2 separate regions of the Homo sapiens genome follow, and region 1 is linked to region 2. Evidence: read pairs that join two places in POLR2A ChIA-PET (ENCODE). Cell type or tissue: CD4-positive, alpha-beta T cell. All regions are shown on one strand. Each heading gives the region's core, and the rest is flanking DNA. Links, peaks and the distances in the headings are about the cores only.

Region 1 (8,199 bases), core at 1,681-6,680, 250 kb before region 2:
TAGATTTTTATAACCTGAGTTTTGTGAAGCAAATTCAAATCTGCTTCACGATGTACCCCTGGTGGGGGGGAACACTGAGATATAGCATAGAACTACAGTAGATCAGATTCCCTATTATTTATCTGGGTCACCTGTACTATTCATCCTTCAAAACATTTAAGGCTAAAATTTAGCAATGAAGGTCTTAAATGTTCAAGGTTACCACTTAGGGCCTCACCTGTAATTTTTACAGTTTAAATGTCCATTACTATGGCATGGGTTTTGTTAGCTTCATCCCAGGCAATGATATCCATGAAATTGTGATTTGTTGTACTAATTGTATTTTTACTATTTTAACAGTAAATTCCTTACCAAAGAAAATCATCAAGCATACCACCCTGTGGGAAACATCTAACAAGTCACACTTTGGGAAACACTGTCCTCACTGGCACGTAGTATCTACATAATATTAAACAGTCATCTCAGGTGTTAATGCTGAACATGAGGTGAGAACATTAAAGATCCCCCGAGCTATCTTCCCAGTCCTGCTGGAGTCAGCTCGATCACATTCCCTCCACAGTCATTCAGTCTTTGAACACCTCCGTTGACAGGGATTTCACTATTTCATTACCACCCTCTTTCCCCCACCACCCAAGCAACTATTCCAACTTTAGATAGCTCTATTAGGATGATCTTTCTTACTCTGAGCTGAAATCAATGTGTGTCAACACAGAAATCAGTGGTCTGTAAGTAAACACAATTCATTCACCTGTGGCCACCTGGGACAATCTAGAAAAAGAGGATGTAATCAGCAATAAAAACAATGAAGAGAGGCCAAAAATCAATGTATCTCCTGTCAGAATAGCTCTACGGAAATAACTCAGTGTTTTCTAAATTGACTTAGAAGACCACAAGATTTTTCATTTGCTTTTTTTTTTTCCTTCTACCTCTTTTCCTTTAAAAAAAAAAAAACTCTCTAAACTTTCTTCCCTGTGAAAAGCTAATTGTAACTTTCCTGCAAGCCATTACTCAGGTTATTTTGGGAAGAATCAACTCCTACAACTTCAGAGGAAGGACGGAAAGGTCACAATACTGGGAAGAATCAAAGGATTGAGGGGATGTGGTGGGGGGACTCACTGAAGGACCCAGGTTCATGTGAGGCAGAGGAGATTCTCCCTAATATTTATGTCCTCATAGTGTAGACAGAATTTCTGAAGTGACCTTCTACACAGCAGCATTGCCTGGAAGGGAGGAAGGGAGCTCTGTTTCCAGTTGGATCTCCATTGCCTTTTGCCTTTTGATTCAAGCTGAAAGGCTGATTTTTAGGGATGGGGCTACAGATTTCAAAGGGGTGTTGGTTTTCGCTTGATGAAGTCAAAGCCAGTGGAAACTATGACTATAGTAGGTCCAGCTGCACTGCTCAGACCTCGTTTCTGAAAGTGAGACAGGATGGAAAGTGGTCATAGTGAAAGGTGACCAGGTTGGGTGGGGGTGACAGAGCAATGCTGGTGCTTCATGGAAGCCAGTCCTCCTTTAGCTCATGGAGGGAGGGCACTCCGCACACCCTGCTCCAGCTGCCAGGAGGTGCCTCCAGAGTTCCTGCGCTTTGAATCAGCTTTTCTGGCCCTTCTTGCCCTTCTTCCAGCCCTGGCTTTGCAATTTACTGGCTTAATATCCTTGAGCAAGTCAGCCAACCTCTCTGGGCCTCAGTTTTCTCATCTGTAATATGGAGATAATTGTCCTTTCCTCCAATAGATTTATTATGAGGGTTAAATAAAATAAAGTGTGAGCATGCACTTCCTAAGCTACAAAGCTTATGGAAGAAATTGATGTGATCTTAATCTAATTTAAGGTTTTGGCACCAAAAATAGGTGCAAAGTTTTGTTTTTATTTTGTTTTGCCTTGTTTGTGTTTTTCTGGAAATGGTGATAAAGGGAGAGCTGGTCCTTGCACGTCAAGACTCTTCAGAGAAGGAAGGGAAATTAAACTGCCCCTCCTCTCAGCCAAGGCATCTGGGTAGAGCCTGTGGCTTTCATAGATGTTCAGATGGCAGCAGTTTCATTTTACAATTGACCTCAGAAGAGACAGAGGTTGAAGCAACAGCAGAGGGCTGAGCTTCAGAGTGGGGACAGGAGAAAGAGGCGGCTTCCCCAGGCAGACACTAGCTTAATAAGGTGACATTTGCACATTAGCAGCAGGCTGGCTAATTGATTTGTTCCTGTTACAGGAGCATCTGTCTCTGCAAAAAGGCGATGGCCACCAGCTCTGGCACAGTTGCTAGGAGAGTGTCCAGGATCTCTCAGGTCATTTTTTGCCCTAGCCAATAGGGTAAAAGCATTTTGAGAACCAGGAGAATGCCAATGAGAACTGACTGGAGTACAAGAAGGGTAAGGGCTACATGTGGAATCCCCAGGGCTGCGGAGCTCAGCAGGGAGAGGGAAGGACAAGACGGGATGAGGGGGAGGGACACCAGGTCCTGGAGCTGGATTCTAAGCATCGCTGATGTAGCCCATACAAAAGTTTTTCTCACTTTCCTCCTTTTTCCTGGAGTCTTCCTAGTGACGTGATGAGAGGCTGAAACACCCCACCCTGTCCAGGCGCAGTGGCTCATACCTGTAATCCCAGCACTTTGGGAGGCCGAGGCAGGCGGATCACTCGAGGCCAGTTCGAGACCAGCCTGGCCAACACGGTGAAACCCCGTCTCTACTAAAAATACAAAAATTAGCCTGGTGTGGTGACGCATGCCTGTAATCCCAGCTACTTGGAAGGCTGAGGCAGGAGAATCACTTGAACCCGGTAGGTGGAGGTTGCAGTGAGCTAAGATCGTGCCACTGCACTCCGGCCTGGAAATAAACAAAAAACTCACCGAGGCAGGGGCCTGGGTTTTGTAAGGGTTCAGGACAGAGTTCCCATCCACCATTATTGTGGTGAGACGTAGTAATAGAAGAGAATTCTATAATGTGAGGCCTGCTGGGAGCATGGGAGGCATCAGTGAGGACTGATGCTCTTGACCCTCCCAGAGACATTCTGAGAGCTCCTGTAGACCTCTGCCCTTTTTTACTGTGAAGGTCTGTTTGGTTGCCTCTAGAATTCCCTCATCTGGTGGCAGAAAACCCACCTATCTTCAGGGCTTGGAACTACCCTACAAAGCAGGTCTGCAGCTTGCAAGGGAGTCCCAGCTGTTCCATTGGCCAGGTTCGCTGCAGAGGTGTTCAAACCAGGCATCTTCTGCAGGCTGGACAGATGTGTTCTACTCTTAAAATAAAGTAGCTCCAGTCTTTACCCAAGTCCCAGAAGAAGAAGTAGTTAATGGAAATAATTTTCCCAATTTTAAGATTTCTCTCCTGTGATTTATTTTCCTTAAACTCTTGAGATCTGATACCTCTTGTCTCTATAAGAATGTAGTGGGTAATTTTATCTGTTTTAGCGTAAACTATTTATTCTGGGTTGAGGGAATCTCTGTTTCTATGTTATTCCACATTGTTCTACTCAGGACCAGGCTCCAGCAATTACCTTTCTCTTCTGCGTCATCAATTTTTCACTCGTTGGATTACTCCTATCAATGTGCAAACATACTGTTGTTTCTCTCATCTTAGAAAAACCACTTCCTTCATCAGCTATTTCCTGATTTCTTTGTTCTCCTTTGTGACAAACTCTTCAAAAGAGTCATTTCTATTCACTGTCTCAGTTCTCCTCCTCCCATCCCTTCTTACACCAACTTTGATCAAACTTTTCTCCCCACGCTTTTGTTAAGGTTATCAATGCCCTCCACATTGCTAAACCCAATGACCAATTGTTCTTGTCATGCTTGATGTGGTAGCCAGCTTCCAAGATGACCCCACCTCCTGGGATGTTCACCTTTGTGCGGTCCCCTCCCACACTGTACCAGGGTTGGTCTGTGTAACCAAGAACATTCAGAGGTGATGGCATGACACTACCACAGTTAGGTACAAAAGACTGTGGCTTCCGTCTGGGGTGCTCTCCTGCAGTCTGTCTCCCTCTTGGGCCACTTGCTGTGGGGGAAGCCAGATGCTATGTCATGAGGCCACTCAGATGGCCTACATGGCCAGGAAATAGGGTGCCAAGAACTGCAAGAGTGAGTTTGGAATGGGATTCTCCAGCCCCAGTTGACCCTAGAGATGACTGCGGCCACAGCTAACAACTTAATTTCAACCCGCAAGAGATCATGAGTCAGGACTAGCCACCTTAGCAACTCCTAGATTCCTAAGTCTTGGAAACTTTGTGAGATAATACATTTTTGTTGTTTTAAGCTGCTAAGTTTTTGAGTGATTTGTTACACAATGATAGATAGCAAATACACTTGACTCATCACATTATTTGACATAATTGATCACTCTTGCCCCCTTGAAACACTTTCTTCATCTGGCTTCCACGACATCACACTCTCCTGGTTTTCCTTCGACCTCATGGATCACTTCTCAACTTCCTTTGCTGGCTTTTCTTCTTCTGCCTCGATTCTTTAAGCTGGAGGCCCTCATGCCGCTCTTAACCCCAGCTGCTCTTCAAACGCACAAACCCAGGAGGAGGTTCTTGGTACCTGCTTGTTGAAAGTTCCAAATATTTTTTCCAAATACTTGAAATGTAATGGTTTTTAAAGTCTTGAGTCCAAATGAGTACTCACTGCCCCCATCAGAAAAGATGGTGACCTCATCCAGTCATGTGATTTGAATTACCATATATGTTGTCAACTCCAAAATTTATAACTCAGCTCAGACCTTTCTCCCAAATTTCTGACTCATATAACCAGGTGCCTCCATGACTTCTCTACTTGGATATATAACATACAACTCAAATTCAACATGCCCAAGTGTGAACTCCTAACTTTTCCCACCCAAGCCTGCTTCACAATCTCCTTCTGAATTGACGGCAGCTCTGTCCTTCTGGTTGCTCAAGCTGTCCTTGACTCCTATACTTCTCATTCCCCATATCCAATCATCAGTGAATGCTATTAAATCTACCTACAAGATATATAAAAAGATCGAGTCACTTCTCACCATCCACTGCTACCATCCTGGTACAAGCCACCATCATCTCTCATCTGGACACAGCAACAACCTTCTAACTGGTCTCCCTATTTCCACCCTTACCCCTCTACAGTCTATTCTGAACACAGTAACCAATGTGCAGCGTGAGCCTCTTAAATAGGCAGAGCACATCATTCCTCTCTGCATAGCATCCTGCAATGTACCCTCCCTTCACTTAGAGTAACAGCCACAGCTGACCTCCCAGTGGTCAGCAAGGCCCTGCACCATCTGGCTTCCTGTTACTTCCCAGACTCTACCTCCTTCTAGTCTCTCTTTCCTCTGCTCCAGCCACACTGGCCTCCATGTTGTTCTCGGAACATGCCAGGCTCACTCCCACAGCATTTGCACTGACTGTTTCTTCTGTCTGGAATGCTCTTCCCCTAAATATCATTCTGGCTAAGTCCGTCATCTTCTTCACATATTTGCTCAAATATCACCTTAACAATGATGGCCTGTCTTAGCCATCCTGTAGAATCCTGCACACTGCCCCACCCTCAGCACTCCCAATCCCCCTTATCCTATTTTCCCCTTTTCCCCCATAGCACTTATCATCTTTCAACGCATTAGAAGCTGTATTTGTTTATGATAGTGTATTGTCTATCTTTCCCTGCTAAAATCTAAACTAGAAAAGGGCCGGTATCTATGTCTGTTTTATTTGATGAGATACCCCAAACCCTTAAGGATTTTTGGCATGTAGTCAACACTAAAAATATTTTAGTGAATGAGTAAATTATCTGAAATTGTTACAAAAGCCTCACAAAATGTTCTGTATTATCCACATTTTACAGATGAAGAAACTGAGAAAAGGGAATTCACATTTATCAGTCTTACTATGTGCCAGACACTTTAAATATGCTATCTTATTTAAACCTCCCATTTTACAAGGCTCAGAGAAGTTAAGTGGTTTCCAAAAGTCACATAAGTGGTGAGAAGGCAAACTCTGATTTGAACCCAGGTCTGGCTGGAGATAAAGTAAACTCCCCCACCACTCTTCCCATTCTTGTATCAAGCACCTTCCACACACACCTGGACTGAGTCAGCAACCAACCGTCCCCTGAGAAGCCACCTTTGGCCAACTGAAGTCACCACATCACACTCTTGCAGGGTACCTTACAGGCCCTGTCTAGAGACTAGGAGCCAATCCCTACTTTTCTTCCTATCCCCAGGTTCAGGCACTCAGTCCCACTCAGTCCCACAGTGGCTGACAGTCACACAACATAACCCGAGCTGCTCTTCAAAAGCACAAACCCAGGAAAAGGTTCTTGGTACCTGCTTGTTGAAAGTTACAAACATTTTTTCCAAGTACTTGAAATGTAATGGTTTTTAAGGTCTTGAGTCCAGATGAGTACTCACTGCCCCCATCAGAAAAGATCACCAGTCCTTCTTGGCCAGGCACGGGGGCACACGCCGGTAATCCCAGCACTTTGGGAGGCTGAGGCAGGTAGATCACCTGAGCTCAGGAGTTCGAGACCAGCCTAGGCAACATTGCAAAACTCTGTCTCTACCAAAAATACAAAAAATTAGCTGGACCTGGTGGCATGTGCCTGTGGTCCCAGCTACTCAGGAAGTGAGGTGGGAGGATCGCTTGAGCCTGGAAGGCAGAGGTTGCAGTGAGCCAAGATCACGCTACTGCACTCCAGCCTGGGTGACAGAGGGAGACCCTGTTTCAGAAAAAAAAGAAAAGAAAAGATCACCTACCCCTCCAACAGTTCCATCCTCAAAGCCTTGAAGACGACATAAAAGACAACTAATGGTAATAATAACTAATGTCCTGTCAGCTTTTACAATAAGCTAGACATTCTTGAATCCTTTACATCTTGTTTAATCCTATGATAATGCTGTAAGGAAGGTATTATTATTAACCCCATCTTACAGATGAGGAAAACTGAGGCACAGGTTTATCAACTTTCCTAAAATCCCATAACTGGTAATTGGTAGAGCCAGGATTTGAACCCCGGCAGCCTTCCCCCACAGCATGCATTTAGCTGATAAACACATTTCAGCATGAAAGCATGTGGAACATGTAAACAACACCTGCAGCTGTTTATGCCTCCAGCACTCCACAAAGAAAATCCATTCACACTCATGGCAATGCCTGCATTGGCAAACTGACATTATAACTTCCAACACAGATATCTGCAATTAACTCCTTATCATTTCACAGATCTCATTCTTACCTCCCTGAAGAACCAGCCCTACATTTTCCACTAGATCAGTTATGTATTACTCATTGCTAAACATAACATTTCAAAATTGCCAATATCACACAATACCTCCATGCTAAGCTTCCTCAGCCTGCTTCCCATCTCAGCCTCTCTCTTGCCACTGTCTTTTTTTCCAGCTTCCTGTTAATTAGGGGCAGCCTCCCTTCTCTTCATGAGTCACAGTCTCACATTTGGTTCCAATGACTGTATTGCTCTGTCTTATTTCTAAAGCACCCTTTTGGGGTTCTGAGATCACTGATCACACATTTCTACCTGCTCAGCTTCTTCTCCTTTGTTTTATTGAACACTGACTACTTGATCTTTAGGACTGAATACATTTCCCTTCCACAGATGTTGGTCAGGCATCCGCTGTGTTCCTGCACACAGTGATGACATCTCTGGTGAATACAAAGACTTAATGACTCCCTGTCCTGGCCATGGAAGAGCCTGAAATATTTTTGGAGAGGTAAACTATCCTTCTTTGGCAAAACTATGATCTTACCAAGTAGTAAAAGCAACCTTAACCCTTTTAGGAGCTCTGAGAAGGAAAGCAAGATCCCTGAGTGCTGGAGGAAACCAGGAAGGCTTCCTGGAAGAGGTGAGGTTTGAACCATTCTTGAAGAATGATAGGAATTGAATGAAAGGAATCTTACATGCAAAGGCATGGAGGGTGAAATTAGTAAGTCTTGAGTTGAGCGTCAGGAAAAATATTCCAGTTAGAGAAACATGGAAGGTAAGATTGGATGAGAACCTAAAAGGCTTTAATGCCAGATTAAAAGACACTGGGATTGTATTCTGGAGGTACCAAACTCCCTATTCCTTACCCTTTCTGTGCTGATCTACCACAGACCTCTCTTAAGAATATTCTGTGCTTATCCTCCCAGGCTCAACAGGAGGCCAAGAGAGGCTCTTCCTCATTCACCAATCCCTGGCCCAAAAGAGGTCTGTCCTTCCACTAAACACACACACAC
Region 2 (8,199 bases), core at 1,360-6,359:
CAAGAGAGAGGGGAGTGGGTGGAGAGGAAGGCGGGAGCTTTATAAATAACCCGATGTGTGCTGATCTGCTCAGCGGCCTTGTCTTAGCAAAGCCTGAGGCCTGGGGGAGGAGAGGGACATTTACAGATGACTTTTATTTTCTTTATCACTTCTCTATATTTTCTAAGTTTTCTACGATGAACTTGAACTCCTTTTATAATCAGCAAGTATGAATACAATTTTAAGAAAGCAAAAAAGAGAGGCATAAAAAGAATTCCTTTGGTTGGAGATTTTAGTGACCATCTTTACCCACTCAGAGGTTCCCAAACAAGCCCCAGTGCTCTCCTCCCTTCTCTGGTCTCTCCCATTGGGCCCCCTGGGGTGCCTGTACTCACCTATGATGCAGGATCTGACCAGTTTTCTTAGCTCCTCCCGGGTTCCCGCATTCCCCATACTCTCCCCCTGCTCCCACTAATCCAAATGTGGCTGTCCTTGGCCTTATTGTTTTTAAAAAAGGTGTCCAGGTCCCTCATCTCTGCTAGGGTACATAAGGGTTACTTGGGTATGTCCCCTGTGCCTGCTACACTAGCTTAATAATGGGTAAAAAGCCATGGAGTCCCTGTACAGAGTGTGGTTTATACTCTCTGTGCCTCAGGGTCCCTTTTCTATAAAATGGTGATAACAAGACCACCTACTTCATAGAGGTCACATTAAGATTAAAATAAGACAGTGGATGTAAACTGGCTGACACATTGGAAATGGCCAATTAAATATTAACTAATTATCACTCCACTGAGCATCCCTCCTCACACTCAGGCCCTGAATGACCACACCTACCAAATGTGACCAGACAGATTTTCACTGTTTCCAAAAATAACTCCTCCCAGGAGGTGTGAAGATTCACCACTGCAACTCTGGCACTGATTCAAAGCAGGAGTTCCAAAAATGTTTTGCGAGGTGACAGGCTCCCAGAATCACAGTCAGCCTTCACAGTGCCCCTTATACGGCTGCAATCCTCATTTGGATGTGTGAGTCATGGTAGGGCTACCACATAAACAGATAAATGAATAAACATGTTGTGACTTTGTAGTAACGACCTCATGTAAGCTAAGTTCAGCTCATGACTCTGGGGCAATTTTTAGGACACAAAAGTAGATAAAATATCAACCGATCCCTATTTTTTGAGCAAGCGCTATGTGCAAAAAGGCACGGCGCTAAAATGCAAAAATGGAACATTTTAAAAAGATGAAAGCTTCTGCTTGGAAAGAGATTACACCCTAATCGAGGAAGTAAAATGCAGATACAGGAATAGAAAGCACACTCAGCAAAGCAAGATATGATCCATGGAGGTGATAAGGTGGAGAGTTCAGAAGAGCACGCCCGCTGGGTTCTGGAGGTCAAAGCAGCCTCGTGGAGGAAATTAATACCCTTGATAAGTGGATGCCAGGCCTTGTAGAATTCTGATGCAATCAGGATAGAGTCTGAGAGAAAGGGTCTCACATGTCAATGTCAACAAAGCATGGTGCTAGGTACTCATATAAGTACATCATCTTTTTTTGATCTTGACAAGAATCTAGTGTGATGTTACCATTCCCATTTCACAGATAAGAAGACAGTGGCTCAGAGAAGCTCAGAGAGGTTAAGTTATATGCCCAAGGTCATTCACAGCAGAGGCAGGATTCAAACCAGGTTCTACCCGGCTCCACAGTCCATATTCTGGCTTCTACCATCTGGCACTGCTATGGCCTCCCTTAAATCTGGCTCCCAGAACAGACCTGGGCTGTCTGTGACCAGGAGCAGGGCTTTCATTCCATGGCTGTGGCCTTTTAGTAGAGAGGACACTGCCCAGTGTGGCTGACAAATTCTTTGGCAATATATTGACTTTACATTGCCTGCCAGTAACATGGGCTAAGGTGTAACAATTTCTAAGCCTAGATCAAAGTCACAATTTTGATCACAGGTTACAATTTTGTATATTTAATCCCCTGCTTCTACTTTGTAGTATTTTTGTCAGTTCAGCAATTCACCTCTTTTATCACCACTACAATCTATAATAAGCACATGGATTTTTCAGGAATGACATAGGAATAAGATAGAAATAAGCTTTCAGAGGTGACCTTTGCCCCCAATTTTCAGTCATGTGGACTTGGAGGATTTTTGTGATATAACAAATAGCACCTGTTGGTTAGCATTGGAAAAGTCCCCAGATGCATCTGGGAGCAGCCAACATCAGCACCAAGATATTGCCCATATCCACTGGTGTCTTGCCGAAAGCCCACCCAACACCAATATCACACAAGCCTAAGCTTCACATTCCCCAGGCCATCAACTAGTATTTATTGAGTACCAGGTTCATGGTTCTTAAAACCAGCTGGAAATCACAATCCAGTAACCCTAACTCAATCCCAGCTCAGACTGTATAACCATATTCTAATCATGAAGGGAATCTGGGAGGCTCTCTAAAAGAACAGAATTTGTCCCCTCTGAAACTCATGTTGAAACTTAATCTCTAATGTAACAGTATTAACAGGAGGGGCCTTTAAGAGGTGATGGGTCAGGAGGGCTCTGATTAATAATTAATAGTTAATGTGATTAATGGATTGATGGGCTAATGGATTAATGGGAAATCAGGGGAGTGGGTTTGTTATCACAAGAGCGAGTCTGTTATTAAAAGCCAGTTCAGGTCTCTCATGAGCCCTCCACCATGTGATACCCTGCACCACCTTGAGCCTCTATGGAGAATCCCCACCAGCAAGGCTCTTGCTCAATGTGGTTTCTTGACCTTGGACTTTCCAGCCTGCAGAACTACAATAATTCCATAAATTTCTTTTCTTTATAAATTACCTAGTCTGAGATATTCAGTTATAGCAACAGAAAATGGACTAAGACAAATGGGAACTGAAGCTGGGAGGGAGCCATAAAACCACTCCCCAGGGAACCAGGGCAGGGTCATTTCAGCCATGAAAAGCCCATTGCAGACATCTTTCCTTCAGCTGGGAGCCCAGTGTTGGGGAGAGATTGAAATAGATACCATCCCTCTTTCATGAACATATGAATAACAAAACCGATTCAGGAAATGTGACTTAGGGACACAGTAACCGTGTGCTTTCTAACACTGCATCCCAGGATCAGGCAGACTCGCCCTTCCACGCACTAGCACAGCTGCATCCCCGAGGCCTCCCACCGTGAGGCCTGCCTCACTAAGCACCTGGCTGAAAGCAATGATCATACTCTCTACAGGCAGGCAGATCCTAAGAGAGGGCCCGGAAGTGGCTGAGCCACATAACCTCAATTTCCTTTACAGGCTCACTAAGCAGTTCAACTACTAAAGAAAATAGAGTAAGAGACAGAGAGAAGCTAGGAATGTCACCCTAATCAAACTCCCTCATACGGAAATGTGAAAAGAGGAGAAAGTAAGTTCCTCCTCAACACTCATCCCAATTCCATTCTAAGTACACATAAGCCCCTTTTCAAGCCTCCCCAAAATAATATTATGAGTCAGGCTTTCAAATGATCAATAAAATTCACAACTTGCATAGAGCCACCGCTCATTACACACATACATGTACACATAAACATACACATACACATACACATACACATACACATACACATACACATACACACCTACTTAAGCAGGCCTGGGAAGCCTCCTACATGGAAGGTGAAAATGTCCAGTTGCTGAAGATAGGTGAGCTCCTCTGTGACCCCGTCTCAGAAGTGGACAATAAACATTTCTGAGCCTGGTCTGCTCTCTTGCAGCAGTCTAGGTCCAGTCACTGTCTCTTTTGCTTAAAGATGAGTCCATTCATTCGTTCATTCTTTATTCAATAGATATTTATGGAATGCTCACTATGTGCCAAGCACTCTGCGAGGCTGATTGTTCAGGAAACTGAAAAGCCAAAGGTGTTGGCAAACAGCAGCCCCAAACCAACCATTTGCCCAGGCCAGATACCTATTCATCATCCTTGACTCCTCCCCATCCTTCAAACCCCTTATCCAGTAGTCAGCCACCAAGTCCTGACATTCTAGGATTCAAGCATTTGAAAACCTTCCACTTCTTTCCATTCCTTCTGCTGTTCTTTGGTCCAGACCACCATGTTCTCTTCCTTGGATTGCTGCAGCAACTAGCAATTGATTTCCCTGCTTCTAAACTTGCTTTCATCCAGTCTAATTGCCACACCACGGTGTGAGTAAGGAATCTGGCCTCACCTAAGGAGAGATCTGGCATTCGTCCCAGCTCCTGGGAGGTAACCTCTAAATCCTTGCAATTTCCCAAGTGATAGGAGTATCTGTGTTATTCGTGGTGGGTCCCTTATTTAGTATGAGAGGACTCAGTGTATGGGTTGACCATGCCAGAAGGACCAACCATGTGGTTAGGGGGTTGGGGCTTTGGGCCTCATGATATCAGCCTGACCTCTGGGAAGGGGAGGAGGCCTGGAGATCGAGTCCACCCACAAGAGCAAAAATTCGATCAATCACAACTAGCTAATGAAGGCTCTGGACTTCATTATAGTCCAGTAAAAACTGTATGACAAAGCTTGAGTGGACTTCCTGCATAAATGTTGTCACATACAATGCTGGCAGGGCACTGTATCCTGAGGACACAGAAGCTTCATGTTTGAAACCCTCTCAGATTCTGCTGTATGTGTCCCTTTCTTTGACAGGTTCCAATTTGTATCTTTTTATTATAATAAAACTGTAATCATAAGTATAGCTCTTCCCGGATTTCCATGAGTTGTTCTAGTGAATCATCAAACCTGAAGGTAGTGTGGGAACCCCTGAATTTCTAGGCAACTTGTCAGAAGAGAAGGTGACCCTGAGGACCTCCAAACTTGGGGCTGATGTCTGAAGTGAGGGCAGTCTTGTGGAGACTGTGCCCTTAACCAGGAGTATGGCTAACTTGTTGTACACAGTCAGGGAGCTTTTCTAAAATGGGATCATGATCATATCACACGTCTACGGATCACACTTGAGGGATGTCTCGCTCTCCCTAGGACGAAGTCCAAATGCCTAAATACGGCTTCCAAGACCTCTGATGATCCAGGCCTGCTTAGCTCTCCATCTCACCCCCACCCCATTCCCCCTCAAACTTGACATTCCCACTTGCCACTGGCCAGGCGCTCCGTGCTCTCTCACTTTTCCAGACCTTGGGACATGTGGCCACTCATCCCGTAACATTCCCTCCACTCCCTTCTCTTGGCTGATTCCCATGAGTCCTTCAGGTGTCCACTTAGCGGTCACCTCCCTGGCACACCTTTCCACATACCTCCACCCAGTCAGAGCTAGATGCTCACGCCTCTCAATGCACATAGCTCACATGCTGAAGTGCCCTGGTCACTGTCTCCCACTCCAGACCATGAACTTTCTGACTATGAGGAATGTGTTTTCTTCCCTGTTATATCCTCCAGTGCTCAGCCAACTGACATACAATTCCAAAGAGATAAATAGCATTGTTACAAGGGAAAACACGGCAGACATCAAGGTGAATAGTGTTGAATGAATGAACTACTGCAGAGGAAGATTTTGGAAGGCTCTTCATTCTCCTTCATGGAGATGTGAAAGATGCCTGGAGTCAATTATAAGTCATCTTCCAAGACAGTTCCACCCACAGGTAGTTAATCTCATTTATTTGGGGCTGCTTTTTGTTGGCTTCAACCTCAGAGGATAAACAAGTTTGTTTTTGTTTTTGTTGCTGTTGTTGTTTTTGAGAAAGGGTCTCACTTTCTTGCCCAGGCTGGAGTGCAGTAGTGCAATCTCGGCTCACTGCAACCTCTGCTTCCTGAGCTCAAGAGGTTCTCCAGTCTTAGCCTCCTGAGTATCTGGGACTACAGGCATGAACCACTAATGCCCGGCTAATTTTTTTGTATTTTTGTAGAGATGGGGTTTTGCCGTGTTGGCCAGGCTGGTCTTGAACTCCTGAGCTCTAAGTGATCTGCCCACCTCAGCTTCCCAAAGTGCTGGGATTACAGGCATGAGCCACCGTGCCCACCAGGATAAGCTATTTTTAACTTTGTCTCCCAAATTTTGAGAAGTGTCCTGTTCTGAGGCCTGAATGCAACTCTGAATTGCCCTTTGGGCATTTCTTTGACTCCTGATCACATTTCTGATAATTTATATTTCCCACTCCACCCCATCTACAAGGTTTTAGGGTATTTGTGAAGAAAGGAGTATCAACAATGTACTACTTTTAAACATAAATAACTAGATTATGTATTAAAGTCATATTCATCACTGATTCGTACATGCATGAGTATATACTTTCTTATTGATATCTGTACTTTCTTATTGATCAATACTTGACAAAGCACTTGCTGGCATAGGCAAAATGGCATCTCCTTCTTCCTTTTGGCATTCAGTTAAAACAATCCACACAGGCTTCATCTTCCTTTCTTCTCTTTTTCCTTCCCCTCCCTTCCTGGCCTGGAAGAGTCACATAGGGCCCCTATGGGGTACTGACAGAGAGGGGGCTGCTGTGTGGAGTTCACTGATGATATGCCTGCTGGCACCTAAGGATACAGGGCACTAGAGGTGGGGACAGGGAGTAGAGGTGAAAGACACAGCTGCTGTCATTGGGAGATTGATTACGTTACAAAAATAAGTAAACTTATTGAGCAAATAAGTACATATCTTGAGGATAATGACAGTCCGGTTTCTTACTGTTGGAGAAGAGAATTACAAATATAGAAAAGAAGGAAACTATAAAGAACACTGAGGTGGATTGGAACTGGAGGTGTGAGTATCATCGACTTACTGTTTTCTGATATATAAACACAGGTAGATATGGAAATAGTTGTAGATGTGTGTATACACCTGTGAGTGTACATATGCACACATATATTTCCTAGATCTGTCCACTCAACAGGCCTAGAAGCAATGACACCTCAGTAACAAGAAGCACACTAAGGGCTCAGATTTTGGTTCCTAAACACCATCCTCCACTACAAGAAGGCAGGGCTCCTTGGAGAAAGAGCTAATTCCAGGCTGGAGAAGGAAAAGTACCATGATGAGCCTTGGTCATTTTGTAGTGCCAGAAAGTAAGACAGTGCTGAGAATGGTGGAGATGTGTCAGAAGGAGGCAGGAGCCAAGCTGAAGGGACTCCACTGGCCATATCTGGAGCAATGTGAACATCAAAATAAACAAGGACGGCAATGGAATACAATCCATTGAATAAAACAAGATTCCCTACTGAAATAAATATGCAAACGAACATAGAAAATGGGAAAGCTTTGTATTACAGTAGCCCACCAACTAATAAAATGAAAAGGAATGATGGAAATAGAAAACCATAATTTGGAAACTGTCATAGTTGTGGTTGATTCTGGCAGGAGACATCAATGGAGGCTAAGATTGGGAGATGCAAGTTTGATAAAGAACAGGATTACCTCCCCACAAAATGCCATCAATTTAAAGGGGGTAAATGGGGTCTTTATAGGAGAGAAACCTGGCAGACAAACGTTGGTACGTGACTGGTGATCAAAATAAACAGTTCCAGTTGTGGAATGGATTGACATCCTATGTCTCCTCCTTCCACCCCATGCAATTTGCTGAAATGAGAATAGCATCATTTCTGTGGTGTTCTTATCAAGGGAGCATGACCCAAGTCTGGACACCAGGACATTAGACAGACCCAGGGACGTCCTGCAGAATGAAAGGTTTGTACTCTTTAAAACAGTCGATGACATGAAAGACAGGGAAAGACTAAGAAACTGTTTCAAATTGGAGAAAACTAAAGAGGCACAAGAACCATGCAACTTGTATTCCTGGATATGATCTTGGACTAGAAAGGAAAAAGAGACATTGTTGGGACAGCTTGAAAATTTTGAATGGGGTCTGTGGATTGGATGGCAGATGTGTCCAAGTGCAAGCCCTGACTTGAAAGGTTCTATGGTGGCTATGTAGGAGATTATATAGTCCTAGTTCTGTAATAAATGATTTAACATGGCCAGGTGTGGTGGCTCATGCCTCTAATCCCAGCACTTTGGGAGGCCAAAGCAGGCAGATCACTTGAGGTCAGGAGTTCAAGACCAGCTTGGCCAACATGGTGAAATCCCCGTCTCTACTAAAAATACAAAAATGGCCCTGGCATCGTGGCGGGTGCCTGTAATCCCAGCCACTCAGGAGGCTGAGACAGGAGAATCGCTTGAACCCAGAAGGCAGAGGTTGCAGTGAGCCAAAATTGCGCCACTGCACTCCAGCCTGGGCAACAGAGTGAGACT

What was found. ChIA-PET counts read pairs that join two places held together with the same protein. Peaks named below come from ENCODE experiments on the same cell type or tissue, not always from the same donor. Only the 100,000 strongest peaks of a DNase experiment are listed, where the experiment ranks them.
Region 1: POLR2A ChIA-PET joins it to region 2 with 14 read pairs; 2 of 35 experiments call an interaction of 5 or more read pairs at or near these places.

Annotation. Positions count from the first base shown.
Region 1 is chr1:181,391,969-181,400,167 of GRCh38, reverse strand. It overlaps a transcript of CACNA1E not described here. Among named protein-coding and RNA genes, the nearest start is that of CACNA1E, 87 kb to the left of the region's middle. RefSeq lists an enhancer at 1,546-1,655. In CD4-positive, alpha-beta T cell, for the core only: no CTCF peak of the experiment used is centred there; DNase peaks (open chromatin) are centred at 2,047, 3,577 and 3,897; H3K4me3 peaks cover 646 bases; H3K27ac peaks cover 3,929 bases.
Region 2 is chr1:181,144,837-181,153,035 of GRCh38, reverse strand. No RefSeq gene overlaps it. Among named protein-coding and RNA genes, the nearest start is that of LINC01732, 26 kb to the left of the region's middle. RefSeq lists silencers at 1-31, 3,011-3,070 and enhancers at 1-80, 1-1,123. In CD4-positive, alpha-beta T cell, for the core only: no CTCF peak of the experiment used is centred there; a DNase peak (open chromatin) is centred at 3,235; H3K4me3 peaks cover 342 bases; H3K27ac peaks cover 1,151 bases.